Regions from separate parts of the Homo sapiens genome. Here region 2 is linked to region 1. A link is a loop called in an ENCODE intact Hi-C map of the cell type or tissue named here. Cell type or tissue: A673. All regions are shown on one strand. Each heading gives the region's core, and the rest is flanking DNA. Links, peaks and the distances in the headings are about the cores only. Region 1 has its middle 28 kb from the start of OPRD1. Region 2 overlaps OPRD1 (opioid receptor delta 1).

Region 1 (16,461 bases), core at 4,315-9,314:
CCTGGGTCCCTCCCAAGTAGCTGGGACCACAGGCATGCATCACCACTCCCAGCTAATTTTTTATTTTTTGTGGAGATGGAGTGTCACCATGTTGCCCAGGCTGGTGAACTCCTGGGCTCAAGCAATCCTCCCGCCCCAGCCTCCCAAAGTGTTGAGATTACAGGCGTAAGCCACCATGCCCAACCTCAAAAACGTGTTGAATCAAAAAGGGTAGAAGCAAAAGAGTACATACTATATGACTCCATGTTTATGAAGTTCTAGCACCAGCAAAACAATCTTTGGTGACAGAGGTCAAAAGAGCGGTTTCTTCTAGGCTATTGACTAGGAGGAGGCATGAGGGAATTTTCTGGGGTGTTGGAAATGTTCTTTATCTTGATTTGGGTAGTGGCATCTGGGCGTGTGCAAAATATGCAAAAATTCATCCAATGGTACACTTAAGATTTGTGTACTTTACTGTATGTAAATTATTTGGGAGGCCAAAGAGGGAGGATCACTTGAGTCCAGGAGTTGGAGACCAGCCTGGGCAACACAGTAAGATCCCATCTCTGCAAAAAATTAAAACTTACCCAGGCATGGTGGTGTGCACCTGTAGTCCCAGCTACTTGGGAGGCTAAGGTGGGAGGATTACTTGAGCCTGGGAGGTTGAGGCTGCAGTGAGCGATGATCATGCCACTGTACTCCAGCCTGGGCAACAGAGCAAGACCCTGTCTCAAGCAAACAAAAAAACACAGATTTTTGAGTCCCTGGCTTTTTTTTTTTTTTTTTTTTGAGACAGAGTCTCACTCTGTAGCCTAGGCTGGAGTGCAGTGGCGCGATCTCAACTCACTGCAATCTCTGCATCCTGAGTTCAAGCGATTCTCCCACCTCAGCCTCCCGAGTAACTGGGATTGCAGGGCCCACCAACCACGCCCAGTTAATTTTTGTATTTTTGTAGAGATGGGGTTTCACCATGTTGGCCAGTCTGGTCTCAAACTCCTGACCTCAGATGATCCACCTGCCTCAGCCTTCCAAAGTACTGGGATTACAGGCATGAGCCACCGCACCCAGCTATGGCTTTTTTAAAAAACGAAATCTTTCTTAGGCCCTTTATGCTTTCCATGTGAACATGTGAAAGCTTCCTGGCTTATGTACGTGTCTTCTCTACTAGACTTGGGAGCCAAGAGCCCATTGGATGGCAGCCCCTGCAGGATCCTCCACAAATTAGATGCTTGATAAATAGTTCCCTTATGAATTCACCAATGCAGATCAGAGCTGCTGATCGTTTGTTTTTGTTTGTTTGTTTTTGTTTTATTTGTTTTTGAGGTGGAGTTTTGCTCTTGTTGCCCAGGCTGGAGTGCAATGGTGTGATCTCGGCTCACTGCAACCTCCTCCTCCCAGGTTCAAGCGATTCTCCTATCTCAGCCTCCCGAGTAGCTGGGATTACAGGTGTGCACCTCCACGTCCGCCTAATTTTGTATTTTTAGTAGAGACAGGGTCTCTCCGTGTTGGTCAGGCTGGTCTTGAACTCCCAACATCAGGTGATCTGCTCGCCTCATCCTCCCAAAATGCTGGGATTACAGGCGTGAGCCACCGCACCCGACCCGCTGATCAGTTTTCTCTCTCCCTTTTGGTCCCTGGCACGATGTCGAGCACATTTTTTGGGCCCTTATCATGTGCCAGTCTCACAACGAGGCATACACATGAACCCTGCATACACATGAGTTTCACAGCTCACAACAGCCCTGGGGTGCAGGTACAACTTTGTCCTCATTTCCCACGTGAGGAAGCTGAGACTTCTCTCAGGTTGGCTGGCTAAGAAGTGACAGATTCAGACACTGGTCTGTCTGACGCAGAACCCAGACAGCTAGCCACTAACCAGCACCGCCTCACGTTGAGGAAAGAAGCAAACCACTCATGGTCCCAATGTGCTTTGCGACAGCTCATGAACTCCTCCCTGGGGCCCACATGTTATCACGCACGCCTCCACAGGCAGGAAAGCTGAGGGTCAGAAACACTGAGTGCCCTGTGCCCACAACTAGTAAGTGCAAGACTGGAAACTAGAATCCGTCTCCACTGAAAGCCCGTGTTGTTTGTGTGACACCCTCAGGCTGCCTTCCCATAGGATGATTTGACTGCAGGGAAGGGCTTTGGCAGCAGACCTCTGTGCAGGCTGGGTGTTTACCTTCCCCAGTCGGGAAGATGTCAGGGCTCAGTGGCCTCCTTCAAACCACAGTGTAGAGCCGGGTGTGGTGGCTCATGCCTGTAATCCCAGCACTTTTGGGAAGCAGAGGAGGGCAGATCACTTGAGGTCAGGAGTTTGAGACCACCCTGGCCAACATGGTGAAACTCCGTCTCTACTAAAACTACAAAAATTAGCCAGGTGTGATGGTGGATACCTGTAATCCCTGCTACTCGGGAGGCTGAGGCAGGAGAATCTCTTGAACCCGGGAGGCGGAGGTTGCAGTGAGCCAAGATCACACCACTGCACTCCAGCCTGGGCAACACAGTGAGACCCTGTCTCAAAAACAAAACAAAACAAAAAAGCACAGTGTTGAAGTATTGTAGACTTGATTGTACAAGGCTTTGACAAGGGTGGCTGCGGCTGTGGCAGCATTTAAGATAGCCTCAAATGTTCTAAAAAAACCAGATCCAAATGAAAAGGACACATCCTTTCATTCAACCAGTATGTATCGGGTTCATGACAGGCACAGTGCCAGGCACTGGGGAACACGGTAGATCTGGGTTTTAGCCTCGTGGAGCCTGTGATCCATCAGGAGAATCAGAAGTGGGCAGTGAAGGGCAAGGTCGGGACCATAGGAATGCATAACAGGGGTTCCTGGATGAGCCCAAGAGCTCCAGGGAACGTTTCAGGGAGGAATGATATTGAATTTTGATCCAAGTCATGAGCAGGGGTTAGTAGTTGAGGGGAGTGGAGTGTGTGTGTTGGAGCAGGGGGAGTAGTGGAGAAGGCCCTGACACAGGAAGAGAAAGCCCTGGAGGCTTCATGAGGCAGCAGGTTCGCCTTGTTCACACTCAAGCCCCTCGCACCACACCTGGCACGAATAAGGCACTCAATAAATACCTGGATGCCTGAATGAATGAATGAATGAATGAATGAATGTTTAAATGAAATTCAAACTAACTGAAGGAGAGTGGGGATAAAACACCATGAGATAGAGCCTGAGAGGTGTCAGGCGTCGGCCAGACCACACGGTCTTGATGGTCATGCTTAAAGGGCTTGGATTTTTTTTTTTTCTTGACACGGAGTTTCGCTCCTGTTGCCCAGGCTGGAGTGCAATGGTGCAGTCTCGGCTCACCACAACCTCCGCCTCCCAGGTTCAAGCGATTCTCCTGCCTCAACCTCCCGAGTAGCTGGAATTACAGGCATTCGCCACCACACCCAGTTAATTTTGTATTTTTAGTAGAGACGGGGGTTTCTCCATGTTAGTCAGGCTGGTCTTGAACTCCCGACCTCAGGTGATCCGCCCGCCTCAGCCTCCCAAAGTGCTGGGATTACAGGCATGAGCCACTGCACCCGGCGGGCTTGGATTTTATTTAAGAGAAATAAGAAGATATCTGAAGAATTTTGAGACATAGTATGATCCTATTTGCATTTTTAAAGAGGCACTTTGGCTACTGAGGAGAGAATGGCCTACAGAAGAGGTGGCTCAAGATGAGGGAAGTGGTGGGAACGGAGAGTCTTAGATTCAGGAGACACTGAGGGGATGGGATGCTCAGGACTCGAGTCGAGAGTGACTCGCACAGGCCTCTGGCTTAAGCAACGAGTTGGATGATGCAGACATCCACCATGACAGGGACCCTGGAGAGGAACAGGTTCTCTAGGGAAGATGAGAGTTTTTGTATACTTGAGGAGAAGATATCTTAAGAAACATCCAAGTTAAAAAAAAGTCACAAATGTTATTGGATATGTGGACTGGAGCCCAGAGAGAAGGCTATGGAGAGAGTTCTGAGTACTGATAACACCCAGATGGTAATTGCAACCATGGGAAAGAATGAGACCACTCAGGAAGAGAGGTTAGAGCCAGAGGAGGGCAGGGCCTGGAACTGGACCTTTAATGGCTACAGAGGAGAGGAATAGGACGTGGCAAATGAAACTAAGAAGAGGAGAGAGGCAGGTGGCAAATTGAAGAGTACTGGGTCAGACAATGAGGAAGGAGAATGTTTCAAGAAAAAATCACCCTCTGAATTAAGTAAAAATGAGGATTGAAATGTTTCCAGTGGACTTCACATGGAAGTGACGGATGACATTGGTTGCTATAAAAATATAAGCAGGGCCGGGCACAGTGGCTCACACCTGTAATCCCAGCACTTTGGGAGGTCGAGGCGGGCAGATCACCTGAGGTCAGGAGCTCAAGACCAGCCTGACCAACATGGTGAAACCCCATCTCTACTAAAAATACAGAAATTAGCAAGGCGTGGTGGCACACGTCTGTAATCCCAGCTACTCAAGAGGCTGAGGTAGGAGAATCACTTGAACCTGGGAGGTGAAGTTTGCAGTGAGCAGAGATCGCGCCACTGTACTCCAACCTGGCCGACAAAGCGAGACTCCATCTCAAAAAAATAAATAAATATAAAAATATGTGCAATTTTTTTTTGAGACGGAGTCTTGCTCTGTCACCCAGGCTGCAGTGCAGTGGTATGATCTTGGCTCACTGCAACCTCCGCCTCCTGTGTTCAAGCAATGCTCCTGCCTCAACCTCTAGAGTAGCTGGGATTACAGGCACGAGCCACCATGTCCAGCTAATTTTTTTGTATCTTTAGTAGAGACAGGGTTTCACCATGTTGGCCGGGCTGGTCTTAAACTCCTGGCCTCAAGTGATCTGCCCACCTAGGCCTCCCAAAGTGCTGGGATTACAGGCGTAAGCCACCACGCCCGGCCAAAGCAATAATTATTATTGTCTCAGCTCTGGGAAAGAAGACTGTGTTCTGGGGACAGGACTTGAGAATCCTATAATAAGGCTCTGGATGCCAGAGATCTTATTGGTTATTGCAATCCTTCCCTTTTCGGGGTCAGGATTTCTTGTCTTTGGGGTAAAGAAAAGCTGTCTGTGAAGAACTTCTTACACAGGGGGAAGAATCCTGGAATACACATTTGTGTGTGTGTGTGTGTGTGTGTGTGTGTGAGATACAGGGTCTTGCTCCAGATGAGTGCAGTGGCACAATCACAGCTCACTGTAGGCTTAAACTCTTGGCCTCAAGCAATCCTCTTGCCTCCTGTCTCCACTTTCCAAGTGCTGGGATTACAGGCATAAGCCACCTTGCCCAGCTGAAAACATGCTGTTTTTGTTTGTTTTGAGACAGGGTCTTGCTCTATCACACAAGCACGAGTGCAGTGGTGTGATCACAGCTCACTACAGCCTCTACCTCCTTGGTTCAAGTGATCCTCTCACCTCAGCCTCCTGAGTAGCTGGGACTACAGGCATGCACTACCACTCCAGACTAATTTTTTTCTTTTTTTGAGATGGAGTCTTGCTCTGTCACCAGGCTGGAGTGCAGTGGCATGATCTCGGCTCATTGCAACCTCTGCCTCCCAGGTTCACGTGATTCTCCTGCCTCAGACTCCTGAATAGCTGAGATTACAGGTGCTCACCACCATGCCTGGCTAACGTTTGTATTTTTAGTAGAGATGGGGTTTCACCATGTTGACCAGGCTGGTCTCGAATTCCTGACCTCAAGTGATCCGCCTGCCTTGACCTCTCGAAATGCCGGGATTACAGGCATGAACCACTGCGCCCAGCCCAGACTAATTTTTGAAATTTTTATACAGTCAGGGGGTCTCACTTTGATGCCCACACTGGTCTTAAACTCCTGGCCTCAAGCAATCCCCCCTCTTTGGCCTCCCAAAGTGCTGGGATTACAGCATGAGCCACCACACACAGCCTGAAAACACTCTTAAAGTATCAGCAAAGACCTATGATTTAGCAAAGAAACCACCTAGAATTCATGATTCATTCACTCAAGTTTATTGAGCCTCTACTATATGCCTGACACATAAATCTCAATTGAATAACTTTCTTCAGACCCTTCTGTATGCATTGCATTAATTTCATAAGACCGTTGTCCTTTCATTGCCTAGGCATGGTGGTTCACACCTGTAATCCCAATTCCCAGAACAGCCTGGGCCACATGATGAAACCCTATATCTACAAAAAAATACAAAAAATAGCTGGATGTTGTGGTGGGTGCCTGTAGTCCAGCTACTTGGGAGACTGAGGTGGGAGGATTGCTTGAGCCTGGGAGGCAGAGGTTGCAGTGAGCCGAGATCACGCAATTACACTTTAACCTGGGTGACAGAGCCAGACCTCATCTCAAAAAAAAAGAAAAGAAGAATGAATGTTGTCCTTTCATTAAAAATGTGAGGCTGGGCTCAGTGGCTCATGCCTGAAATCCTAGTACTTTGGGAGGCCGAGGCAGGCAGATCACTTGAGGTCAAAAGTTTGAGATCAGCCTAGCCGACATGGTGAAACCCCATCTCTACTAAAAATACAAATATTAGCCAGGCATGGTGGCATGTGCCTGTAATCCCAGCTACTCGGGAGGCTGAGGCACAAGAATCGCTTGAACCTGGGAGGCAGAGGCTGCAGTGAGCCGAGATCAAGCCACTGCACAGCCTGGGTGACGGAGGGAGACTCTGTCTCCAAAAAAAAAAACAAACAAACAAACAAAAAAAACAAGAAGTGAGGTCTCACCAGAACTTTTTATTTAATCTCCCACCAAACTCAGGATAACCCAGCCATCCTTGACAATTCATCATTCCCCCAGTTTCCCATGAGTCTGTTACCTCTACCCAGAATGTCCTCCAACTGGATAAATTCTCCTTATGTTTAGGCCCAGTTCAAATGTCATCTCTGTGAACTTTCCCCAAATGCCTCAAACTTAATCCTCCTTCCTCAGGGCTCCTAAGGGCCAGAATAGCACTTGTCTTCCCATATAGCGTTGGTGTCTCTGTGGGGCTGCAGTCTCCCTGACCCAGCTGTGCCTCTTCTTCTTCTTCTTTTTTTTTTTTTTTGAGACGGAGTCTCGCTCTGTTGCCCAGGCTGGAGTGCAGTGGCGCAATCTCGGCTCACTGCAGGCTCCGCCCCCCGAGTTCACGCCATTCTCCTGCCTCAGCCTCCCGAGTGGCTGGGACTACAGGCGCCCACCACGTCGCCCGGCTACTTTTTTGTGTTTTTAGTAGAGACGGGGTTTCACCGTGTTAAGCAGAATGGTCTCCATCTCCTGACCTCATGATCCGCCCGCCTCGGCCTCCCAAAGTGCTGGGATTACAGGCGTGAGCCACCTCGCCCGGCCGCTGTGCCTCTTCTTATAAGCCCGTAATAAATTTTTCAAAAATCACCCAACTCCACTCCCTCCCCGGGTCAAAACGGGACTCTGTGCCCAGACTGCAAGGCTCAGGCTGAGCAGCCATCTCAGAAAATACTTCTGTACTGCCACCTCCTGGCAAGATGGGGTATGACAGCTACTGATTCTGGCTTTTCTGGAGTTCTCTCAACTCCTTGTATTCTTTCATTCATTCGTTCTTTTGTTCCTTCTGTGCCAAACTCAGGTTATCTGGTGAGCCAGACAGACCTAGTTCCTGACCTCAGGGAATTTAGAATTTAGAGCAGAAGACACATTAGGAACTGGAATGTTATGGGAGCTATGATCCTGAATGTTTTGAGGCCACAGGAAATGGGGTGGCTTTGCCTATATCTAAAGCTGCCACCCCAGAGGCCATGACTGGGGTATAGTCTGAGCACGACATTGCCCTGCTATTTTGGCTACTAAGACTCTCACTTGGGAAGTGCATCTGTGACCAGGCCTGTCCTCCATATCCACCCTCTACACATTCTCCTGTGATGTTTTTTGGGGGACTCTGTCGCCAGGCTGGAGTTCAGTAAGGCGATCTTGGCTCACTGAAACCTCCACCTCCTGGATTCAAGCGATTCTCCTGCCTCAGCCTCCTGAGTAGCTGGAATTACAGGCACTTGCCACCATACCCGGCTAATTTTTGTATTTTTAGTAAAGACGGTTTCACCATTTTGACCAGCCTGATCTTGAACTCCCAACCTCAAGTGATCTGCCTGCCTCAGCCTCCCAAAGTGCTGGGATTACAGGCATGAGCCACCACACCCGGCCCTTTGTCATGTTTTTTTTTTAACATGATAACAACGGCCGGGCTTGGTGGCTCACGCCTGTAATCCCAGCACTTTGGGAGGCCGAGGCGGGCGGACCACAAGGTCAGGAGTTCAAGACCAGTCTGGCCAACAGAGTGAAAACTCTACTAAAAAACTACAAAAAAGGTGGGGCACAGTGGCTCATGCTTATAATCCCAGCACTCTGGGAAGCTGAGGTTGACAGATCACGAGGTCAGGAGTTCGAGTCCAGCTTGACCAATATGGTGCCCTGTCTCTACTAAAAAAACTACAAAAATTGGCCAGGCATGGTGGCGCGCACCTGTAATCCCAGCTACTCAGGAGGCTGAGGCAGGAGAATCGCTTGAACCCAGGAGGCAGAGGTTGCAGTGAGCTGAGATCATGCCACTGCACTCCACCCTGGGCAACAGAGCAAGACTCCATCTCAAAACAAAAACAAAAACAAAAAAAATTAGCCGGGTGTGGTGGTGTGCGCCTGTAATCCCAGCTACTCAGGAGGCTGACGCGGGAGAATCGTGTGAACTGGGGAGACAGAGGTTGCAGTGAGCTGAGATCGCGCCACTGCACTCCAGCCTGGGCTACAGAGCGAGATTCCGTCTCAAAAAAAAAAAAAAAAAAAAAAAAGATAACAATTAAGAAAAACAGTACACCATACTAAAAACAACTCAGCATCTCTCTCAGTTCCTCTGAATGGCTGGGTCCTGGAATCCATTTCATACCTTCTTGAAGTGAGCTGGAAGAGACCTTCACTTTCATTTATTCATTCTGTAGATAAGCATTGAGCATGTATTAGGTACTAGGCATTGTGTTAAATGCTGAGGGGGTAACAGTGAACAAGAAAGCAAATGGTGTATACTCTCATGAAGTTTATGTTCTCTGTAGGGAGAGAGAAAACAAAGTAAGTACACAACTTTTAAGTATTTCTTGTTAATAGGTGGTACATAATGTGATCCAGAATGCAAAAGGATGCACAATGAAAAGCTCCCCACTCTTACCCCAGCCGCCTAGTGCGCCCCCATAGGGCAAGCAATGTTATCAGTTTCCCCTGTAGCCATCCAGATATAACATATACATGTACAAGCAAATGTATTCTCTCCCTCATTCTTGTTATACAAATGGTGGTATTTTATACACTCTGTGCTGTACTTTGGGTTTTTTCCACTTACCAATATATCTTAGAAAGCATTTTTTTTTTTTTTTTGAAATGGAGTCTCACTCTGACGCCCAAGCTGGAGTGCAGTGGCGCAACCTCGACTCACTGCAAGCTCCACCTCCTGGGTTCACGCCATTCTCCTGCCTCAGCCTCCCAAGTAGCTGGGACCACAAGCGCCCACCACCACACCCGGCTAATTTTTTGTATTTTTTTAGTAGAGACGGGGTTTCACCGTGTTAGCCAGGATGATCTCGATCTCCTGACCTTGTGATCCGCCTGCCTCGGCCTCCCAAAGTGCTGAGATTACAGGCGTGAGCCACTGCACCCGGCCAGAAAGCATTTTATATCAATACATGGATTCTTACCTTTTGTTCAGTTGTATAGTATCCATTGTATGAGTATTACATGATTTAAAATAATGTTACAGGGCCGGATGTGGTGGCTCATGCCTGTAATCCCAGCACTTTGGGAGGCCGAGGCAGGCGGATCACAAGGTCAGGAGATCGAGACCATCCTGGCTAACATGGTGAAACCCCGTCTCTACTAAAAAAATACAAAAAATTAGCCGGGTGTGGTGGTGGGTGCTTGTGGTCCCAGCTACTTGGGAGGCTGAGGCAGGAGAATGACGAACTCAGGAGGCGGAGGTTGCAGTGAGCCAAGATTGCGCCACTGCACTCCAGCCTGGGCTACAAGAGCGAAACTCCATCTCAAAAAAAAAAAAAAAATCCCAGCTACTCAGGAGGCTGAGGCAGGAGAATCGCTTGAACCTGGGAAGGAGGCTGATGCCATGGCATGGGTAGGGTGACAGCAATGGGGGTGGAGAAACACTGGCGATGTGGGGATTTATTTTGGAAGTGGAGCTCACAAGACATGCTGATGGGAGTGGGTTAATCTCACAGATCATGCAGCCCAGGTCCCTCACTTCCCAAACAGGCCAAGCCTAACGACTTGCTTGTCACAGGTCAGAGCTCTGTAGTGGTGGATCCTGGCCTAGAATCCAACGTTTCTGACTCCCACATCAGTGTTCTTTCACTTTAGTGAAGCAGAAGGAGTTGGAATTTGAGTAGAAACTGTAATCTTGAAATTCTATGCGCCAATAATTACTGACATATTCCTTTTTGTTGTTGTTGGGCAGCTTTCTGTTGGCTTTCTTGACTCCCTGCCTCAGGGTAGAAAGACACAGATCTGGGGTGGGTGGAATCTCAGATATACCACACCCTGTGGCCAGCCTGGAGCAAAGGGGACAGGCAATGTGGGGGATGGGGATGGTGAGTGTAGAGAGGATATTCGGGAGACCTCACTGATTAGGTCGTCCCTGCTGTAAAACCTGAAGGAGGTGAAGAAGTAAGTGGGCCTTGCAGATATATGAGGGAAGAGTATTCTGGGGGAAGGGGCAGCTGGGAAGAAGATCCTCTAGCAGGAGCCTGCATGTCTGGAGGCCACAGTGAGTGGAGCAGACAGGAACAGCGGGAGGTAAGGAGAGACTGGAGATGGGCCTCAGATGGTCAAGGCTTTGTCGGCCGTTGAAGGGTTTAGCGTTTACTCTAAGTGAGATGGGGGCCATGAGAGGGTGAGCTGAGAAGCGACGTGATTTGGTGCACATTTTATGGGATCCCTCTGCTGCTGTGTGGAGAACAGACTGGAGGAAGCAAAGGTGGAAATAGAAACTAGCCAGGAGATTACTGCAATCGTCCAGATGAGAGGATGGTGACTTGGCCCAGGATGGATATGGTGATAAGGGAGGAGACCACCCCTCATATCGTCTTATACCCAATTTCTGCCTCCAAAGAAAGAAGAAGTAAAAACTACAAGGCAGAAATGAAATCCACAAGCAGACAGCCCGGCGCCGTGCCCTGGGCCTGGCAGTTAAGATCGACCCCTGACCTAATCTGACCCCTGACCTAATCGGTTATGTTATCTATAGATTCCAGACATTGTATGGAAAAGCACTGTGAAAATCCCTGTCCTGTTCCGTTCAGATCTGATTACCGGTGCATACAGCCCCCAGTCACATACCCCTTGCTTGCTCATTGGATCACGACCCTCTCACGTGGACCCCCTTAGAGTTGTGAGCCCTTAAAAGGGTCAGGAATTGCTCACTCGGGGAGCTCAGTTGTTGGAGATGTGAGTCTTGTCGAAGCTCCCGGCTGAATAAAGCCCTTCCTTCTTTAACTCGGTGTCTGAGGGGTTTTGTCTGCGGCTTGTCCTGCTACAGTGAGACATGGTCACCAAGAAAATATAACTGACTAATCTGATGTAGGATGTGACAAAGGGAGCCAAACATTACTCCCAGGATTTGGTCTGAGAAACTGGAAGGATGTGTTCATTATTAATGAGATGGAGCAGATGAGGAAGGACAAGGTTTGTGTTTAAAAGTGTTGGGTTTGAGGCCAGGCACAGTGGCTCACGCCTGTAATCCCAGTACTTTGGGAGGTCGAGGCGGGCAGACCACCTGAGGTCAGGAGTTCAAGACCAGCCTGGCCAACATGGTGAAACCTTGTCTCTACTAAAAATACAAAAATTAGCTGGGCACAGTGGTGGGCACCTGTAATCCCAGCTACTCAGGAGGATGAGGCAGGAGAATTGCTTGAACCCAGGAGGTGGGTTGCAGTGAGCCAAGATCGTGCCACTGCACTCCAGCCTGGGTGACAGAGGGAGACTCTGTCTCAAAAAAAAAAAAAAAGTGTTGGGTTTGAGATGTTGCCAACATCCAGGGGAAAGCCTGGGTTGACAGTTGAATATACGAGTTCAGGAGACATCTCTGGGCTCTCTGTATTTGGGGGTTGTTGGCACATGGGTAGTGACTAAAGCCACAGGCCTGGACGAAATCTGGTGAGTGTGGACAGAAGGTCAAGGACTAAGCCCTGAGATCAAAGACAAAGAACTGAGGAGGAACCGGGCCAAGGAGACTAAAAAGGAACAACCAGTGAAACAGGAGGAAAATCAAGAGGCATGCTGTGCCAGAATCCAAGGGAAGGAAGGAGAAAAGCATCAACAATGTCACAGGTTGCTTATAGATCAGAGAAGATGAGGACTGAGAATTAGCAATGTGGAATAGTGGCCTTGCCAGGAGCAGTTCTGCTGGAATGAAGAAGAGAGCCTGAACTGGAGTGGGTAAGAGAAAATGGAAGGACAGAAATGGAGCCAGTGAGCAACAGCTTCCTCTCTGGGGTTTTGCTGCAAAAAGGAAGAGAGAAATGGGCAGTAATAACTGGTGGAAGAAATAGGAGAAACAGGCCGAGCACGGTGGCTCATGTCTGTAATCTCAACACTTGGGGAAGCCGAGGTGGGAGGATTACTTGAGCCCAGGTGTTCGAAACCAGCCTGGGAAACATACAGAGATCCTGTCTCTACAAAAAATAAAAATAAGCCCAGTGTGGTGGTGCATGCCTGTGGTCCCAGCTACTCAGGAGGCTGAGGTGTGAAGATCGCCTGAGTCTGGGAAGTGGAAGCTGCTGTAAGTCATGATTGCGCCACTGTACTCCAACCTGAGTGACAGAGCAAGACTCTGTCTCAAAAACAAAAAGAAGAAAGAAAAAAAGAAAAAAAAAGCATAGAAAGAAAAAAAAGAAATAGGAGAAACAACAGCATGTTTGTATGTTAATGGAAATGATCCATTAGAGGTAAAATTATAATGTGGGAGAAAAAGAGATTTGATGAAGCCATCTTTTCTGCTTTTTTTGTTTGTTTGTTTGTTTATTTGAGACAGTGTCTTACTCTGTCTCCCAGGCTGGAGTGCAGTGGCATGAACATGGCTCACTGTAGCCTTGACCTCCTGGGCTAAAGCAATCCTTCTGCCTCAGCTTCTGGAGTAGCTGGGACTACAGTACCACCACACCTGGTTTTTTATTTTATGTAGAGATGAGATCTCACTATGTTGTCCAGTCTGGTCTCGAGCTCCTAGGCTCAAGTGATCTTCCCACCTGGCCTCCCAAAATGCTGGGATTACAGCTGTGAGCCACCAAACCCGACCAAGCCATCTTCTTGAGTTGCTGAGAGACTGAGATTTGATGCACAAATGGAGGGATTTGTTCTAGACAGAACCATGTGTAGTCCAAAGACATTGGTTCTCAAACTCTAGAGAGAACTTGTTAAAACACAGATGCAAGATTTCTGATTCAGGAGTTGGGGCCCAATAACTTGCATTTCTGACAAGTTCTCCAATGGTGCTGACGCTGCTGGCCAAGACCAGGCTTCATGAGATACTGATCTGTAACAGGTGGGAAGGCAGCATCTGTGACGGGGGTAGATGTAATGGAGTCTGTGACGTTTTGTTCTGATTGCTTCAATTTTCCTGTCTAGTTGAACTGGAAGTAAAGATGGGAGAGGAGGTGTTGGAGACCTGAGGAAAGGGAGAAGGTATGAAATGGTTCTCTTGAGAGTAGAAGGAATCTGGCCAGGCACAGTGGCTCACGCCTGTAATCCCAGCACTTTGGGAGACCAAGGCAGGCGGATCACGAGATCAGGAGATCGAGACCATCCTGGCTAACACAGTGAAACCCCGTCTCTACTAAAAATACAAAAAATTAGCCGGGCGTAGTGGCGGGCACCTGTAGTCCCAGCTACTCGGGAGGCTGAGGCAGAAGAATGGCGTGAACCTGGGAGGCGGAGCTTGCAGTGAGCCGAGATTGTGCCACTGCACTCCAGACTTGGCGACAGAGCGAGACTCCGTCTCAAAAAAAAAAAAGAGAGAGAGTAGAAGGAATCAATGAGAGAAAAGCTGATTTTCCTCCTGAGGCTGATGCTTGTGAATTAAAAATGAGACACCGGTTGAATGATTTTTCTCCAGCCACTCTAAACTGTACAGGTGCAGGTAGGTGGAGAGTTGGATGTAAATAGGGTTGTGGTTGTCAATTAAATTTGATGAAGCAAGAGAAAGGGGCCAGGGAGTTGATGGTGAATACTAATTAGGAAGGGGGATTATGGTGAACCATGGAATTGAAGCTAAGTAAAGAGAGATAGACGAGGCATGGTGAGGGAGAAAGAAATTAACTTTTCTTAAAAGTGGGTGCTTTCTTCTCAAAGCCTTACCCAACTTGCCTTCATCTCTCACCTCTCTGGACTTCTGTTAGCTGGCTCTTCCCTCCAGCCTCATACCCATGTTTCTTTATAGCACTCATCACCATCTGACAAATGTTTCCCTCTAAGGCAGGAGCTTTTTGATACCTGCTGTGGCTCCTGTGCTCTCCTCCACACTGTCCTCCTTATGCAATCCTGGTCAGCTTACTCTTCAACCACATATCCAGGACACATCCTGTAGGTCCGCATCAAAATGCCTTGATCTGGAATAACACCCATCTAAAAACTGAGTGCCTAACTTGTCGACTGAGTGGCTTCAAGAAAGCAGAAACCTAGAAAGGTTTGAGTTCCAATGCTAAAGAGTAAGATGAGAAGGATGGGCTTCTGCCAAGTTGCGATTGATGTCTGAGACCCAGGTCCTTGGGGCACCCCTCACCTCAGGATCCCAGAAGAGGATCCCAGAATGGCCATTTGAGGTTGTCACAGAAGTGCTGGGTCCTTTAGCAAACCAGTAAACTTACGGAATCACAACTTGAGAGGGGTTGGGGAACCATGAAGATGGTTTGGTATTATTTCATTTTTTTTAAAATTGTGTAGACGTGTATATTTAGGAACACAAACATGCTACATATACTGATTTTACTTTTTGAGACAAGGTCTTACTCTGTCACCCAGGCTGGAGTGCAGTGGCACAATCATGGCTCACTGCAGCCTTGACCTTCCCAGACTCAGGTGATTCTCCTACCTCAGCCTCCCCAGTAGCTGGGACTACAAGTGTGCACCACCACACCGGGATGATTTTTGTATTTTTAGTATAGACAGGGTTTCGCCACGTTGGCCAGGCTGGTTTCAAACTCCTGACCTCAAGTAATCCTCCAGCCTTAGCCTCCCAAAGTGCTGGGATTACAAGCATGAGCCACCGGGCCTGGCCCATATACTGATTTTATATGTTATAAAGCAAGTGTTTTTTTAAAAAGGTTTATAAGGATAGATTAGCGAAATGTTTTTTATTTATTTTTATTTATTTATTTATTTTTGAGACGGAGTCTTGATCTGTCGCCCAGGCTGGAGTGCAGTGGTGCGATCTCCACTCACTGCAACCTCCGCCTCCCGGGTTCACTCCATTCTCCTGCCTCAGCCTCCCGAGTAGCGGGTACTACAGGCGCCCGCCACAACGCCGGCTAATTTTTTGTATTTTTGGTAGAGACGGGGTTTCACCATGTTAGCCAGGATGGTCTCGATCTCCTGACCTCATAATCCGCCCGCCTCGGCCTCCCAAAGTGCTAGGATTACAGGCATGAGCCACTGCGCCCGGCCTAGCCAAATATTATACCAAGATTTTTGTTGTTGTTTGAGACGGAATCTTGCTCTCATAGGCTGTCTGCGGCATCCTTCACGAGCTGCGTGATATTGGGCAGGTCAGAGAATTGCTCTGTGCACGCATTTTCTCATCCAAAAAAGGAAATTGCCTCTGAAGCCACTTGATGGTATGAGTTTTACAGGGATTTAAATTGACGTTAGTGGTCCTTTTTTTTTTTTTTTTTTTTGAGACGGAATTTCACTCTGTCGCACAGGCTGGAGTGCAGTGGTGCGATCTCCGCTCACTGCAACCTCCGCCTCCCAGGTTCAAGTGATTCTCCTCCCTCAGCCTCCCGAGTAGCTGGGATTACAAGCACGCGTCACCACGCCCGGCTCATTTTTTGTATTTTTAGTAGAGACAGGGTTTCACCGTGTTAGCCAGGATGGACTGCGCCCGGCCTGTACACACTTTTTATTCTGCATGTGTAACTGTCTGAACTGTGTTAGCTGTTTGTTTGTTTTAAATTAGAACAGCACTACTGGGGCCCGGCGCGGTGGCTCACGCCTGTAATCCCAGCATTTTGGGAGGCGGAGGTGGCCGGATCACCTGAGGTCAAGAGTTAGAGACCAGCCTTACCAACAAGGTGAAACCCCGTCTCTACTGAAAATACAATTGGCCAGGCATGGTGACGGGCTCCCGTAATCCCAGCTACTTGGGAGGCTGAAGCAGGAGAATCGCTTCAACCCTGGAGGCAGAGGTTGCAGTGAGCCAAGATCGTGCCACTGCACTCCAGCCTGGGAGATAGCACTCCAGCCTGGGAGATGGAGTAAGATTCCATTTAAAAAAAAAAAAAA
Region 2 (16,461 bases), core at 5,467-10,466, 74 kb before region 1:
TCCATCACTCCCTCCTCCTGGGAACGCCCTCCTCCTCCAGTTTCCATGGTAGCACATTCTCTCCATCCTCCTCCTGCTTCTCTGGCAGCTTCTCACTCTCCATGGTGGCTCCTGGGCCAGGAAGCAAGGGGATCCCCAAGCTGGATCTCCAGTCTCTTCTCTCTCTCCATCACTAGCCCCGACAGCTCACCTACTCTTCCCTGTAGGTCTCTAGCTCTGACCCTGAACCCTGGCTCCACTTGTAAGCAGTGACTGCCACTTACCATGTACTTAGAGTTTACTTACGTTCTGGGCCTTATCCCTATACATACATTAAATCCTCACAACCACCCGTGAAGGAAGTCTACTCTACAGATGAGGAAACTGAGGCTCAGAGAGGGAAAACCAAGATCTGATTCCAGGCTTAACCACTACTTCTACTGCATCAAGACGAGGTATGAGAGCTGGGCACAGTGGCTCACACCTGTAAACCCAGTACTTTGGGAGGCCAAGGCAGGAGAATTGCTTGAGGACAGAAGTTCAAGACCAGTCTGGGCAACACAGAGACACTCTGGTCTCTATTGAAAAAAAAAAAAATTGGCCGGGCTTGGTGGCTCACGCCTGTAATCCCAGCACTTTGGGAAGCTGAGGCGGGCAGATCCCCTGAGGTCAGGAGTTCGAGACCAGTTTGGCCAAATGGTGAAACCCCGTCTCTACTAAAAATAAAAATATTAGCTGGGTTATGGTGGTGCACACCTGTAATCCCAGCTACTCAGGAGGCTGAGGCGGGAGGATGACTTGAACCCAGGAGGCGGAGGTTGCAATGAGCCGAGATGGTGCCACTGCACTCCAGCCTATGCGACAGAGGGAGACCCTGTCTCAGAAAAAAAAAAACCCAAACAAAATAAATGAATAAAAATAAAAATAAAATTGCTGGGCATGGTGTCACACACCCGTCGTCCCAGATTCTCAGGAGGCTGAGGTGGGAAGATCACTTGAGCCCAGGAGTTTGAGACTGCAGTGAGCTATGACTGCACCACTGCACTTGCACTCCAGACTGGGCAACAGAGCAAGACACTGGCTGAAAAAAAAAAAAAAAAGATGATGAAGAAGAAGAGATCTGAAACAGTAGGACATTTTGAAATCAGGGGCAAAAACTTCCCTCCCTCCTCCTGGAGGGAGATAAATGGAAATTTTGGGGGAAACAGACCTACTCTGCAGTTTTGAGAACCCTGTGACGATCTAGAATTACACTGTCAATTTAGAGCTTTAAAATGCACCATGCACAGTACATTCTGAAACGTGAAGATTTGGAGAGCTTCAGGAGGAACAAAAGTTCATGGAAAATTGCTCGTTTCCTTTAGATTTTTCCATTTGGTTTTAGGTCTTCAAAACCTCATTCTGGGGTTCCAGCTTCTAAGGCCTTTCTACTTCACTGATGCCTGGAATTAACTGGAAACATGGACCCTGGAATTCCAGGGACCCAAGTTCTGCCACTACGAACAGGCCCTGTGACTTAGGAGCAAGTAGCCTGACCTCTCTCAGCCTCAGCTCTCTTTGTCCTCAATGGGGATAACACTACTTCCTCACCAGGCTGTCCTGAGGATCAGGTGGGCTGATGCACACAAGACACCTGGCAGAGAGCCTGGCACACAGAAGAGCTTAGTTAAGCCCCATGCTCCAGCTGCACCCAACTTGTTGGGTTTGCCAAGCATTTAAACATCCCCATGCCTCCGCACACGCTATTTCCTCTTTTTGGTGGCCAACTCCTATTCATCCTTCAGGGTCCCCGACCCTTTTCCACCTCTTACAGAACTGCGACAAACATGTGTTTTAGTGAAAAGCTAGAAAAGGCACTTCCCTGTGACACCCTCCCTGGGGCTCCCTGTCACCGCACTCATCACACTGAGGTGCAATCATCTGTTGATGCTTTATCTCCCAACACTGGCTCAGGCTTTCTGAGGGCAGGGCCAAGGCTGACTCATTCCGAGTCCTGATGCCCAGAGTGCATGCTTGGCATGAAGTAGATTTCAATACAAGTTTGCACTACCTTAAACACACGTGGTCCGGACCCGGGCCCTGCTGACCTCAGGACAGATTTACATATCAGAAGGGGCAAAAAACAGCCAGATCTGTTACAGACACAGGAGATGGCAGTGAGTGGGCTTCAAGCAGCCTTGAAACAGGCCTATCCTGGGAGGGGACACAGGTCCTGCAGGGAGAGTAAACAGCCTGGCTCCAATGTCACCTCCTTCAGGAGTCTTCCCCAGTTCCTAGATTGTCCCTTTTTCTGCCATACCCCCAAAGCATTCACAGGAGGACCCCTGATGAGGAGAAGTGTCTCCTGCCATGCTGACGACCTCCCACCCTCAGACACAGGGGTCTCTGTGGTCACAAGGTAGTGAGAGTGATCTAGGTGGCTTGGGACCCCAGGTCACAATGGCTTGGCAGGCTGGATGTGAGTGCTGGGCATGGCCCCACATCTTTCCAGGACCCGGGGTAGCCATTTCCCAAAGGAGGCACATCCCCGGGTCTGGGGCTGCTGGGAGCCTCACCCTGAGAAGGGGGCTGTGCTTTGCCCTCTGAGAGCATCCCTTCCCCCTAATGTGCCCAAAGCCCCTCTTGGTGCCTAAGTCCCCAGCCCCCTGCATGCTATTCAGTCCCTGCTGGAGTGACAGCCTCCCAGCTTTTGTTCCAAAGACATGGCTGTCAAAGGGAAAAGAAGTATATTGTTTCTTTTTCTTTTTTCTTTTGTTTGAGACAAAGACGTCAATTTCTTTCCATCTGTCCCAAAAAAGGAAGAAAATTAAATTTGTTTTTACAAGGATGTCAGCACACTGCTTCAATAGGGAGTCAGGGGTGCATTACTGAGGCAGTGTTGGTGAGGGAGGGGACAGCAGCGGAGGGAGAGGAGATGAGGCACGGGGGAGGTACAGAGAACAAGGACAGACACTGATATTCTGGGAAGCAAAGATCCAGGAGTGCCTGAATAAAATGCCGAACCAATGAAAAGAAAAACTTCTACACCCAACTCCAGGTGGATATCACTCTCAGCAGCGTGAAGGGGACAGCTGGGCTGGAGCAGGTGGGGGACCTGGGGAGCCTGGGGGGAAAGGCAGAGGGGGACACACACTGATGCCGGCATTGCAGTTACAAAAGCTTCTCCCCCCAGTTCCTTCAAGGTCAGGTCCCCATATGGGCAGTTCCAGTTCACTGGAGTCATTGACACCAGACACATGGATGCAGCCAGATGTTGGGAGAATGGAAGAGGATTTCATCCAGGTTCTTATCAGGGCCCAGGACCCAGCACCAAGTGCGAACTGATGCTTCTCATACCCCGCCCCCCGCCCTCAAGAGTCCCAGGCACCACTTACCATCTACGGGATCTAAGTAGGTGGTCCTCTGTCCTCCAGTATCTGGGCCAGAGAAACTAGGGCCCTGGGGACTCACAGAAAGCATCCACCTTCCACTGGAAGACCTAACCTTGAAGCAGGAGCCCACCTCTTCCTCCACCCACCCACCACCACCCCTTGGCACGGAGGTCCACTCCGGGTCTGGGTTTTCGAACTGGTTTTGGAAGCCTTCTCCTTCCCAAGCCTCTGGGCCCCCATTAGTACTCAGTTCTGGGGACCCTACTCCAACCAAGGTCCTGTCTTATTACCCTATCCTGGAGTGGCTGCCCCCCGCTCTGCTGTCCTGTCCCAAGCCCCACTGTGGCCACCGATTCTGAGGGATTCCTGCCCATTCCAAGGAAATACATGCCTGTCAAAGAGATAAAAGGTATACTGTTTCTCTCTCTTCCTATCTCTTCTTCCCTCATTCTCCCTCTCTCTCCTTTTTGAGAGACAGAGTCTTACTCTGTCCCCCAGGCTGGAGTGCAGTGGCACCACCATAGCTCACTGCAGCTTCAAACTCCTGGGATCAAGTGATCCTCTCACCTTCCAAGGAGCTAGGCCTGCAGGTACACACCACCATGCCTGGCTAATTTTGTATTTTTTGTAGCGACAGGGTCTCCCATGTTGCCCAGACTAGTCTCGAACTCCTGGGCTCATGTCCATCCACCTGCCTCGGCCTCCCAAAGTGCTGGGATTACAGGCTTGAGCCACCACGCCTGGCCCCTCAGTCTTTTATATTCTATTTATAAAGGTGTCAAGTCGGACCTGGACCTCAGCGAGCCTTGCCCCTTGCTAGAACTCAGGGCTGGGACTGTATCCCGTATCCAAAGATGAGGCCACAGGCCCTTTGCACAGGCGCCCTATCTGGTGACCAAATCTTCAGCTGTAGCCACACCCAGCTGTCCTGTCTCTGGGTCTCCCCTCACAGGAGGCTCCTCCCTACTACACAGAGGCCCAGTCTTGCAGCTCAGTTTTCAAGCAACTGTCCCCACCACTGCCCTTTCTGGGTCCTGGGCCCGGACCCCCAACTCCGAAAGTCCGGCTCCAAGTTAGAAACCGAAGCTGTCTCAAGGTTGAAGCCCCGCCTTCCTGGAGATGCCCTGTTTAAGGACTCAGTTGTAGAGCCACAGGTCCCGCTCCTCTCCTGGAGTCACTGGCTTTCCCGCCCCACCTAGAGCCGTGGACGGGGCACCCAGACCAGAGGCACTGCGCCATTGATCTGTCCTCTGCCTCGCCCCAAACCAGAGGCCCACCCCATGCCCATCTAGCGGCCCGGTCCCGTCTCCGAAACAGAGGCCCCATCTGGCGGTCCCAAGCCTCCGACCTTCTACTGCCCCACTCCACATCATGGCTCGCGCCTCCCACTGGGACTCATGTGGCCTCCGGGTCACTAGGGAGGGGCGCTCTGGGGGCCGGATGGCCTGGTCAGGCGGCAGCGCCACCGCCGGGACCATCGGACGGGGTGCAGGCGGTGACACGCTCGCGGGCCGTGGCTTCGCGGGCGCGGCTGAAGCTGCTGGGGTCTGGGCGGCCGCAGGGCTTGCGGCAGAGCTGGCGGAAGCAGCGCTTGAAGTTCTCGTCGAGGAAAGCGTAGAGCACGGGGTTGAGGCTGCTATTGGCGTAGCCCAGCGCGATGCACAGGTGCAGCGCAGCCACCACCAGCGGGTCGCGCCGGTCGATGTCCACCAGCGTCCAGACGATGACGAAGATGTGGATGGGCGCCCAACACACCACGAAGGCGCCCACAACCACCAGCACCATGCGCGTGATGCGCCGCAGGCTGCGGTCCTTCTCCTTGGAGCCCGACAGCAGGCGCACACTGCGCAGGCGCAGCAGCATGAGGCCATAGCACACGGTGATGATGAGGATGGGCACCACGAAGGCGAAGAGGAACACGCAGATCTTGGTCACCGTGTCCCAGTACCAGCTGGGGCTGGGGAACTGGAGCATGCACACCACTGCCCCGTCTGGGCCGCGGAAACAAGGAAAGACAGACGGGGTGAGGGGCCTGTGTGCCTAAGGGGCCCCCACCTGCTTGCCCACCCTTTCAAGGCTTGGGCAAGTCCCACCACCTCCTCCCAGCCTTTGTTCAAGGGGATTCTTCTGTCTGGAGTGTCCTCCTCGGCTTCGGTACTTGGTGAACTCTTAGTTATCCGTAAAGACCTAGCAGGATTGGCCCTCATCAGGGAGGTCCCCTATGTTCTCTCCTGGCCCCTTTTCAGCCTTTGTGTCCATGGGTGGCCGTAATGAAATCGTTTAGCTCAGCCCACTGAATGCCAGTCATTGCAGTAACTCAAAGCACCTTGACCCATTTCCAAACTAGCTCCATTGGGGACAGGACTGCTAAGACAGACAACATGAGCTAGGAGCAGGACTCAGGCCCTACTACATAGTGTAAGGAAATTACTAAACCTCTTGGAGCTTCAGTGGAGTGGGGCTAATGACAGTACCCACATCTCCAGGATTGTCGTAAGGATTAAATAGGCTAAGGCGGACAGGTGCGGTAGTTCACGCCTGTAATCCCAGCACTTTGGGAGGCCGAGGAGGGCAGATCATGAGGTCAGGAAATCGAGACCCTCCTGGCTAACACGGTAAAACCCCATCTCTACTAAAAAAAAAATACAAAAAAATTAGCCGGGCATGGTGGTAGGTGCCCATAGTCCCAGCTCCTCGGGAGGCTGAGGCAGGAGAATGGTGTGAACCCAGGAGGTGGAGTTTGCAGTGAGCCGAGATCGTGCCACTGGACTCCAGCCTGGGCGACAGAGCGAGACTCCGTCTCAAAAAAAAAAAAAAAAGAAAAGAAAAGAAAAGGCTAAGGTACCTAAAGCATTTAGCATAGTGGGGTTCAAGCTCTTGGCGTACCCACAGGGAAAGAGGGGCATATATGTGGGGGAGTCCAGGACTCAAGGATAGGGTCAGGCTCCCTAGAGGGAAGCAGGTCTCAGCTTAATCACAAGAACCTCCTGGCCAGGCATGGGGCTCATGCCTGTAATCCCAGCACTTTGGGAGGCTGAGGCAGGTGGACTGCTTGAGTCCAGGAGCTGGAGACCAGCCTGGGCAACATGGCAAAACCCCATCTCTACAAAAAAAACAAACATTAGCTGGGTATGGTGGTGCATATCTGCAGTCCCAGCTACTTGGGGGGCTGAGGTGGGAGGATCGCTTAAGCCCTGGAGGTTGAGGCTGCAGTAAGCTGGGATAGTGCCGCTGCACTCCAGCCTGGGTGACAGAGCGAGACCCTGTCTCAAAACAACAACAAAAACAAAACAAAACTTCCTTCCTTCTGGGAGGAAAGCAGACTTCAGCTTAACTCAAGGACTTCCTTCTTGAGATAGGAAGGGTGCCTAGGATGAAATGAGCTCCCCATTCCTGGAGTGTGGGCTTGGGCTGGATGAACACCTTAGGGGGTGTTGTGGGATTCTGATACAGCCTTGAGGCTGGCCCAGGGGACTCCCAGGATCTCTTGGAATGCTAGGATTTAAGAAGCCACACGATGGACTTGAGGCTAAGAAGTGAGAAGGGGCTGGGGATCCACAGACAGAGTGGGTCCACAGGACATCAGGCTGGCAGGACCCCTAGAAGTAACTGAATCCAAGACCTTCATTGTATAGGAACCAGAACAGCACTTGTTTAAGGTCACACAGCAAGTGGCCCACAGGTTCAATAAGTGCTGATGGCACACACTGGGAAAGTGTGTGTGTGAGGGATTGTGGAGTGAGGAGGCCCATCTGGTCCAGCCCCAGGAGGGATGCAGTTAATGGCCCGTAAGCTGAAGGCTGACAGTGAGGAATGGGGCTCTGCTGTGAGTCAAGGCCAATGGCTCACAGGCTATAAAAGGGCACCAGGGACTCTGCCCTTGTGAGGGTCAAAGGTAACCAAGAAGCTTGTTCTCTCCCACCCACAGCATCAACCCTCTGCAAACTTCCACAAAAGGGACTAGAAGGAGTAACAGACCTGGGGGCAGGAACCCTAGGTTGCAGGCCAAATTCCACAAAATGCCTGGCTGTGTGACCCTAAGTAAACCACCTGACCTCTCTGATTCTGTTTCCCTACAGTCAAATGGAGGTAGGAGTCCCTGCCTTGTCTATCTCACAGGCTTAATCATTTAATAGCTATTATTCATTGGGCCTTGGCGATGAGCCAGGACTTGTCCTAAGTATTCTACACATATTATCTCTTTTAACCTTCTCAACATCTCATGATATAGTGTGACTCAGAGAGGTTAATTAGTTACTATGTCTGTGGAGCCCTTCTAAACAATATTTCTCACTTCCTTGCATTAAGGTGGGGCCATGTGACCAGCTGTCACTAGAAGAAATGGGCCATAAATTTTTTTTTTTTTTTTTAGACAAGTCCCATTCTGTCGCCCAAGCTGGAGTGCAGTGGCATGATCTCAGCTCACTGCAACTTCCGCCTCCCAGGTTCAAGTGATTCTCCTGCCTCAGCCTCCCAAGTAGCTGGGACTACAGACGCCCACCACCACGCCTGGCTAATTTTTGTACTTTTAGTAAAGATAGGGTTTCACCGTGTTGGCCAGGCTGGTCTGGAACTCCTGACCTCAAGTGATTCACCCGCCTTGGCCTCCCAAAATGCTGGGATTACAGGCATGAGCCACTGCACCCAACCAACATTTAAAGTGGCTGTGCTTTCTCCTCGCTCCCTCTCCATATTCATCTGCCGGCCAGATGCCAGCAGTAGAAGATTCAGAAACCATCAACAGGAGGCTGGGTCCCTGAATGTCTGTGCTCCTCCTACTCACACTGGATTGTGATGGGAGTGAGAGAGAAACCTCTACAGTGTTAAGCCCCTGAGCTTTGGAGAATGTTATTGCAGCTCCCCTGATACAGGCAGTTACTATAATTACCATTTTAGCTCCTATTTGTCATTCCCTGCAGGCTATTCTCTAGGCTTTGCTTTGGTCATCCAGGCCAGTGGTTTTCAAATTAGGATGAAAGGGAGTTTAAAATGGGACCACAGATCTTGCAGCCTCCACTGCTCACTGGTCAGTGACACCCTCACCTCACTGGACATCCAACCATCTCTCTATACATCCACACATCCCTGGCCAGCCACCTACATGTACATAACCAGCCATCCATAATCTCCTTCATAAATTCATACATTCCCTTTGGCCAGCAACCCATATGACCACTGATCAGTCATTCATCTTCACAATAGTCAACCATCCGCATGCCCCCCTGGCCAGCTATTCCCATTCCCATTGGTTGACCTTCTTCTACACTCCCACTGGCCAGCCACCACACCATCATTGATCTTGATCAGAATCCAACCTCTGCTGATGAGCCACCTACACTCACCCTGGTAAGTGCCCTGCAAGCCCACAAAGGCCCATGTACTGCCTCCTGTGGTCAGTGGCCTGTGCCATGGTGCACTCACTCACTCACCCCGGGGACGGGTCACAGCCATGACCATGATGGGCACGCCAACGCCTGAGGCCAGGACCCAGATACAGATGTTGATCAGCTTGGCCTTGGCAGGCGTGCGGAAGTCCAGGGCCTTGACAGGGTGGCAGACAGCGATGTAGCGGTCAACACTCATCATGGTGAGCGTGAAGATGCTGGTGAACATATTGTAGTAGTCGATGGAGAGCACAGCCTTGCAGAGCAGCTCGCCGAAGGGCCACGTCTCCATCAGGTACTTGGCACTCTGGAAAGGCAGCGTGCTGGTGGCCAGCGCATCGGCTAAGGCCAGGTTGAAGATGTAGATGTTGGTGGCCGTCTTCATCTTAGTGTACCTTAGAAAGAAATGCATGTGTAATTAATCCCATTTCACAGATTTCAGTTTCACATGAAACTCAAGGAAGGGAAGTAGCTTTCCTAAGGACATGCAAAAGGTCAGGGGAGGCTAGGCATGGTGCCTCACAACTGTAATCCCAGCACTTTTGGAGGCCAAGGCGGGTGGATCACCTGAGGTCAAGAGTTCAAGACCATCCTGGCTAACAAGACGAAACCCCATCTCTACTAAAAATACAAAAATTAGCTGGGTGTGGTGGTGGGTGCCTGTAATTCCAGCTACTTGGGAGGCTGAGGCAGGAAAATTGCTTGAACCTGGGAGGCAGAGGTTGCAGTGAGCCGAGATTGCGCCATTGCACTTCAGCCTGAGCGATAAAAGCGAAGCTCTGTCTCAAAAAAAAAAAAAAAAAAGGGTTGGGGCAAAGGTGGGACTAGAACCCTGCACTATCTGATTTGGCATCGCTCCTTTCCCCGACAACAGAAGCAAAAGGATTTCTCTGGTTGTGAATAACTTTGGCAGAAGGTGTTTTAAGAAAAATCCTGGCCGGGCGCGGTGGCTCACGCTTGTAATCCCAGCACTTTGGGAGGCCGAGGCGGGCGGATCACGAGGTCAGGAGATCGAGACCATCCTGGCTAACACGGTGAAACCCCCTCTCTACTAAAAATACAAAAAAAATAGCCGGGCGTGATGGTGGGCGCCTGTAGTCCCAGCTACTCGGGAGGCTGAGGCAGGAGAATGGCGTGAACCCGGGAGGCGGAGCTTGCAGTGAGCCGAGATTGCGCCACTGCACTCCCGCCTGGGCCACAGAAGCGAGACTCCGTCTCAAAAAAAAAAAAAAAGAAAAAAAAAGAAAAATCCTAGGCCGGGTGTGGTGGCTCACACCTGTAATCCCGGCACTTTGGGAGGCCGAGGTGGGCGGATCACGAGGTCCAGAGATTGAGACCATCCTGACCAACCAACATGGTGAAACCCTGTCTCTACAAAAAATACAAAAATTAGCTGGGCGTAGTGGTGCACGCCTGTTGTCCCAGCTACTCGAGAGGCTGAGGCAAGAGAACTGCTTGAACCCGGGAGGCAGAGGTTGCAGTGAGCCGAGATAGTGCCATTGCACTCCAGCCTGGGCGACAGACCGAGACTCCGTCTCAAAAACAAAAAAGAAAAATCCTAAGCCAGGTGCAGTGGCTCATGCCTGTAATCCCAGCACTTTGGGGGGCCAAGGCAGGGCAGGTGGATTGCTTGAGCCTAGTTCAAAACCACCCTGGGCGACACAGTGAAACCCCATATCTACAAATAACAATAATAATAATAATAATACAAAAATTAGCCAGGCATGGTGGTGAGTGCCTATAGTCCCATCACTCAGGAGACTGAGGTGGGAGGGTCGCTTGAGCCCAGGAGGCAGAGGTTGCAGCAAGCCAAGATCGTACCACTGTACTCCGGAGTGGTTGACAGAGCAAGACACTGTCTCAAAAATAAATAAGTAAATAAAAGAAAAGAAAAAGAAAAATACTTATCTTCTGAAAGGTACTAAGCAATATGTTTAAAAATAAAACTGGGCTCCAGCAGAAAGCAAATCTGGGTTCTAATCCTGCCTCTACTACTTATTATATTAGCTGAGTGACTCTGAGTTAGAAACTTGAACTCTCTAAGGCTCTGCATCCATAACTGTAAAAAGAGGGGTAATGTTTGTAGCAACCTCTTAGGATGGCTGTGAAAATTTAATAAGCTAACACAGCACTTAGCTCCAAGCCTGATGCATGGAGAGCACTCTGGACACAATCGCTGTTCTTTTTCTTCACAGGTGAAGAATGGAGCTGGGGGCTAGACCAGAGTGACTTGATTCTCTAGCTCCTGGCACTGACCTAGCCTTTGGGGAGTATGATTGGTCAACTCTGAGGAAGGGACACTGCCTAGTAGATTGGCTGGGGTCTGAGACCCCCTGGGTGTCCTCGGTGGTAGACCAGAGCCCCCAGTCCTTCCTGCGGCTCCATCCAGGCCTCTTCATCCCCATGCAACTGGACTCACCTCTCTGCAGAAGCCACAGTGCATCCCTCTTCCCATCCACAGTGGTGTGGGGAAGCGGAGCAGGTGACAGGGTCACACATCCAACCCAAGGCATGAGCCCAGGGGTCCAGGCCAGATGTCTATAGCCAAACTCTGCACCCAGCACTCCCAGCATCCCTCCATGCTCTCTGCCCTGCACAGCTATCTACATTACAGTTGGCCCCTTGTTTGGCCAGTTTACAGCCATGGCCCCTTCTGCACCAGGGCCTGGGCAGGGCAACAGGTAGCCTGGGGGAGACTGCATACACTGAGCCAGACCTTCCCAAATGCAGTGTCACCACCACAGCAACACACGGGCACCCCGAGACAGGGCTATATGACGCTGCTCTCATGCCTCTGGAGTGATCTGAGATACCCAGAGGAGGGTTACATGAGTGACTCCTTGAATTCCAGAGCAGGAAGAGAGACACATTGAGGGGAAGTGATTTTATTAAAGCGTGGCCTGAGGTATCGCTTCAGAATTACCGGAAGAGCCTGGAAGAAATGCAGGGTCCTGAACTGCACCTCAGATCTGAGCGATCTTTATCTCTGGAACTGGGGCCTGGGAATCTTCATCTTTAAGAAGCACCTCCTCACCCCAAGTGATTCTTATGAACTCAAAAGTTTGAGAATTACTATGTAGCCTAAAGCCTCCATTTGGGAGAGACAGGGAGATTGAAGCCCAGAGAGGCAGCAGGACTCACCCAAGGTCACACAGCAACAGTGGCGGAGCCAAGGCGAGAACTGAGACCTCCTGACTCCCACGCTCCCTCTTTCCACCACCCCAAGGGTGGCCCCATACTGTATGCCTCCATTCCTTTAGAATCGCTCTGATCCCATGCCCAGCCCTGGACACCTAGGACGAGGCACTCAGTGTTTTTGAATGACGGAATAAACTCGCATCAGCTAAGGCTGTTCCTGCATGAAGTGACTGGTATTTTTGGTTGAAAAGAAATTGACTCACTCATTGTCCTCCAGGGCAGCATCTATCCTACTCCCTCCCAAATAGCTGTCATTTGCTCTGGGGCTGGAGAAGGAAAAAGTTTTGCTCAGATACAGCAGAATTGCAAGTCTCAGGAAGTGTCTTCAGTGGGGTGTGGGATCACAGCTGTGTGGGAGGCGGTCTCAACCCCACAGCTGACTCGTCTAATTTCTCTGCTCTTACGCAGAACAATTAGAGGCTGTTCTTTGCCTGCTATTTTGATTTGTGAAGGATCCTTCCATTCCCAGAGGGGGCTGGGATGCTGGGAAGTGGGTGATGAAGCTGCTGTAGTTGGTCCAAGCGGGCTGAGCGGCCCAGCGCTGATTGCCCGCCAGGTAGGGCCCCGGGCTCCTCTCCTCACGGCCCCCCTCTCTCCCCTCCACCCACAGCCACGCCCCGTCCTTCTGGCCACCGTAGACTCCCTTCTCCAGCCCCAAGACAAATCATGCCACTCCCCTGCTCTCAGTCCCCCAGCGACTTCCCAAAATTCTCTCTGTTCTGCAAGCTGCCCCGACTACCTTTGGGATCTCAGTTCCCAGCATGTTCCCCTCCACCGATGTGCCCCTGCCACACACTGGCCTCTTTGATGTTCCCTGGACACGTCAAGCCCGCTCCCACCTCCCCACTTCGGGGCCTCTGGACTTGCTCTTGCCTCTGCCTGGAACCCCGGTCCCCCCATATTTTGCATGGCTTGCTCCATCACTTAATTCAGGACTCTATTCAAATGTCACCTCCTCAGGGAGGCCCTCCCTGACCACTCTATCTAAAGTACCATCCTCCCCACCAACTCTCTCTAGCTCCTTCAGCGGCTTCATTTTTCATTACAGCACAAACCACTTCCTGACTTACATTCATCTTCTTTTCTGCCCACTTGGGTCTCTCGCCCATGTAAGTTCCCTGAAGCCAGAAGACTTCGTCCATTTTGTTCCCTGCTGTACCCTTGGGCCTACCAGCAGTGCCCGGCAAAAAAGCAGGCTCTCAGCCAGGCGCAGTGGCTCATGCCTGTAATTCCAGCACTTTGGGAGGCTGAGGTGGGTGGATCACGAGGTCAGGAGTTCGAGACCAGCCTGACTAACACGGTGAAACCCCGTCTCTACTAAAATACAAAAATTAGCCGGGCGTAGTGGCATGCTCCTGTAATCCCAGCTACTTAGGAGGCTGAGACAGAAGAATTGCTTGCACCCAGGAGGCGGAGGTTGCAGTGAGCCTAGATCATGCCACTGCACCCCAGCCTGGGTGACAGGGTGAGACTCTGTCTCAAAAAAAAAAAAAGCAGGCTCACAAGAGACATCTGTGATGTGGATGTCTTAGTCCAACCTCACCAGCTCGCACAGGGACACTGCGGCAGCCTCCCTCTCCCACAATTCATCACCCACGTAAGTTGGCGGCTCACTCTAAAAGGCAGATTTGGCCAGGTATGGTGGCTCACGCCTGTAATCCTAAAACTTTGGGAGGCTGAGGTCGAGGACTGCTTGAGCCCAGGAGTTTGAGACCAGCCTGGGCAACACAGCAAGACACTGTCTCAAAAAAAAAAAATTAGTTGGGCATGGTGGAGTGTGCCTATAGACCCAGCTACTCAGGAGGCAGAGGAAGGAGGAACACTTGATCCTGGGAGTTGGAGGCTGCAGTGAGCTCTGATAATGCTACTGCACTCCAGTCTGGGGAACAGAGCAACACCCCATGTCTAAAAACAAACAGCTCCCTAAACTGGCTTTCCATTTGGGTAGCCTCCTTTCCCACAGTGCCATCCCGGGTCTGGCCACATCTGTAGTTCCTCACATGTTCTGTGTAGCACGCCCTCTCTCCCGAGAGACAGCCACTATCATGACTTGGTGAGGATCCTTCCAAATTACATATATGTATATAGCTTTTTAGAAAATTTTATTTCTGGCCAGATGTGGTGGCTCATGCCTGTAATCCCAGCACTTTGAGAGGCCGAGGCAGGCAGATCGTTTGAGCTCAGGAGTTGAAGACCAGCCTGGACAACATGGAAAAACCCTATCTCTACAAAAAATACAAAAATTAGCCAGGCGTGATGGTGAGCACCGTAATCCCAGCTACTCAGGAGGCTAAGGCAGGAGAATCACCTGAACCCGGGAGGCAGAGGCTGCAGTGAGATTGCGCCACTGCACTCCAGCCTGGGCGACTAGGTGAAACCCTATCTCAAAAAAAAAAAAGAAAAAAAAAAGAAAATTTTATTTCTGCCAATGTAACACAATTACATAGTGTAAAAAGTCATACAGGACAATAATGAGAACAGCTGCCCCTCTACCCATCCTTGCTCTCTTATTCCTCTGTCCTGTTCCCCAGGGGCAATCACTTTGAATGTTTTTAGCTATTCTTATAGTGATTATCTCCACAATTCTAAAGAATATGCTTACGTGGCTATTTCTTGATTCATCCATTTTAGATAGTACTTGTTGAAGCGTGGATTTGGTTAAGCAAGGCTATGCCTAAATACCCAAATCCCAGTGGTTTAACAAATGAAAGGTTTCTCTCTCACAGAGTCCATTCAGTGTTTCCAGGACAATCTAAATTCCAAGAGGCCATTCCAGGCTGCTTTACCCCTGTGGCCCTGCTGTCTTAACCCAAGGCCCCCTTGATCACCAGAGAGGGAGAAGAGGCAGCTGCAGGATCATCTAAACTTTAGTCCAGTGGCGACACATCACTTCCACCTGAAGCTGACTGGCCAAAAGTAGTCATGTGGCCATGCCCAACTGCAAGGGGTTGAGAAATAGTCTTCTATGTGACCCAAAGCAGGGAGAAGCAGATATTAGTGAACACTAGTAATGTTCCTCACAATGCCCTATTACAGTAGATGAGGGCTAACTCATCACATCACTCAATTGTTCCTCTCTCCATCCTCCCAACATAGTTGTTTATTTGTTTGTTTCTAAGAGACGGGGTCTTGGCTGGGCGCGGTGGCTCACGTCTGTAATCCCAGCACTTTGGGAGGCCAAGGTGGGTAGATCACCTGAGGCCAGGAGTTTGAGATTAGCCTGGCCAACATAGTGAAACCTCTTCTCTATTAAAAATACAAAAAATTAGCTGGGTGTGGTGGCGGGCACCTGTAGTCTCAGCAACTCGGGAGGCCAAGGCAGGAGAATTGCTTGCACCCAGGAAGGCAGAGGTTGTAGTGAGCCAAGACCATCCCACTGCACTCCAGCCTGGGCAATAAAAGCAAAACTCCATCTCAAAAATAAAAAATAAAAAATAAATAAAAAGAAAAAGAAAGAAAGAAAATCCTAAGAGATGGGGTCGTGCTATGTCGTCCAGGCTGGAGTGCAATGGCTATTCACAGGTGCAACCATAGTGCACTACAGCCTCCATCTCCTGGGCTCAAACGATTCTCTGGCCTCAGACTCCTGAGTGGCTGGGACTACAGGTGCTCACCACCATGTCTGGCTCCAATATAGTTTTATCACCATTTTTAGCTAACTCAATATTTAGGGTTTACATTCTTACGACTTTGTAGATATTGTCCACTGCTAAGCCAAAGAACATACTATAATTACATTTTTTAGTGCAGACATTTAAGTTTCCCAGAGGTAATAATTGCGCCAATTTTCTCCACTTGCTTAGTTCTGTGTACATATTGCTAAATCTCCTCAAACATTCCAAAAGACCTATAAGATGTCTCTTCCATCCAATTGCATAATCTACCAGTTCTTTTTGTTTTCCTAGTGAGCTATGAGCTATGTCCTGGACCTTTCCTCCCCACTTTCTTTTCTTTCTTTCTTTTCTTTTTTTTTTTTTTTTTTTTTTACATGGAGTTTGCTCTGTCGCCCAGGCTGGAGGGCAGTTGCGTGATCTCGGCTCACTCCAAGCTCCGCCTCCCAGGTTCATGCCATTCTCCTGCCTCAGCCTCCCAAGTAGCTGGGACTACAGGCACCCGCCACCACGCCTGGCTAATTTTTTGTATTTTTAGTAGAGATGGGGTTTCACTGTGTTAGCCAGGATGGTCTCCATCTCCTGACCTCATGATCCGCCCACCTCAGCCTCCCAAAGTGCTGGGATTACAGGCGTGAGCCACCACGCCCGGCTTCTTCTTTTTTTTTTTTTTTTCTTTTTTTTGAGACGGAGTTTCTCTCTCATTGCCCAGGCTGGAGTGCAATGGCGCAACCTCCGCCTCCCCGGTTCAAGCAATTTTCCCGCCTCAGCCTCCCGAGTAGCTGGGATTACAGGCATGAGCCACCACGCCCGGCTAATTTTGTATTTTTAGTAGAGACGGGGTTGCTTCATGTTGGTCAGGCTGGTCTCGAACTCCCAACCTCAGGTGATCCGCCCGCCTCGGCCTCCCAAAGTGCT

What was found. Peaks named below come from ENCODE experiments on the same cell type or tissue, not always from the same donor. Only the 100,000 strongest peaks of a DNase experiment are listed, where the experiment ranks them.
Region 2: a loop joins it to region 1, with 4 times the contacts of the local background. A loop is called at or near these places in 105 of 110 quality-filtered maps.

Annotation. Positions count from the first base shown.
Region 1 is chr1:28,776,248-28,792,708 of GRCh38, reverse strand. No RefSeq gene overlaps it. Among named protein-coding and RNA genes, the nearest start is that of OPRD1, 28 kb to the left of the region's middle. RefSeq lists an enhancer at 6,914-6,963. In A673, for the core only: a CTCF peak has its summit at 7,435 (motif pointing left); a DNase peak (open chromatin) is centred at 7,398; H3K4me3 peaks cover 438 bases; H3K27ac peaks cover 355 bases.
Region 2 is chr1:28,851,622-28,868,082 of GRCh38, reverse strand. OPRD1 (opioid receptor delta 1) reads right to left here. Exons shown (of 3, transcript NM_000911.4): 2 at 8,780-9,129; 3 at 1-5,341. The coding sequence ends at 4,800. Among named protein-coding and RNA genes, the nearest start is that of OPRD1, 48 kb to the right of the region's middle. RefSeq lists an enhancer at 12,633-13,134. In A673, for the core only: no CTCF peak of the experiment used is centred there; a DNase peak (open chromatin) is centred at 7,572.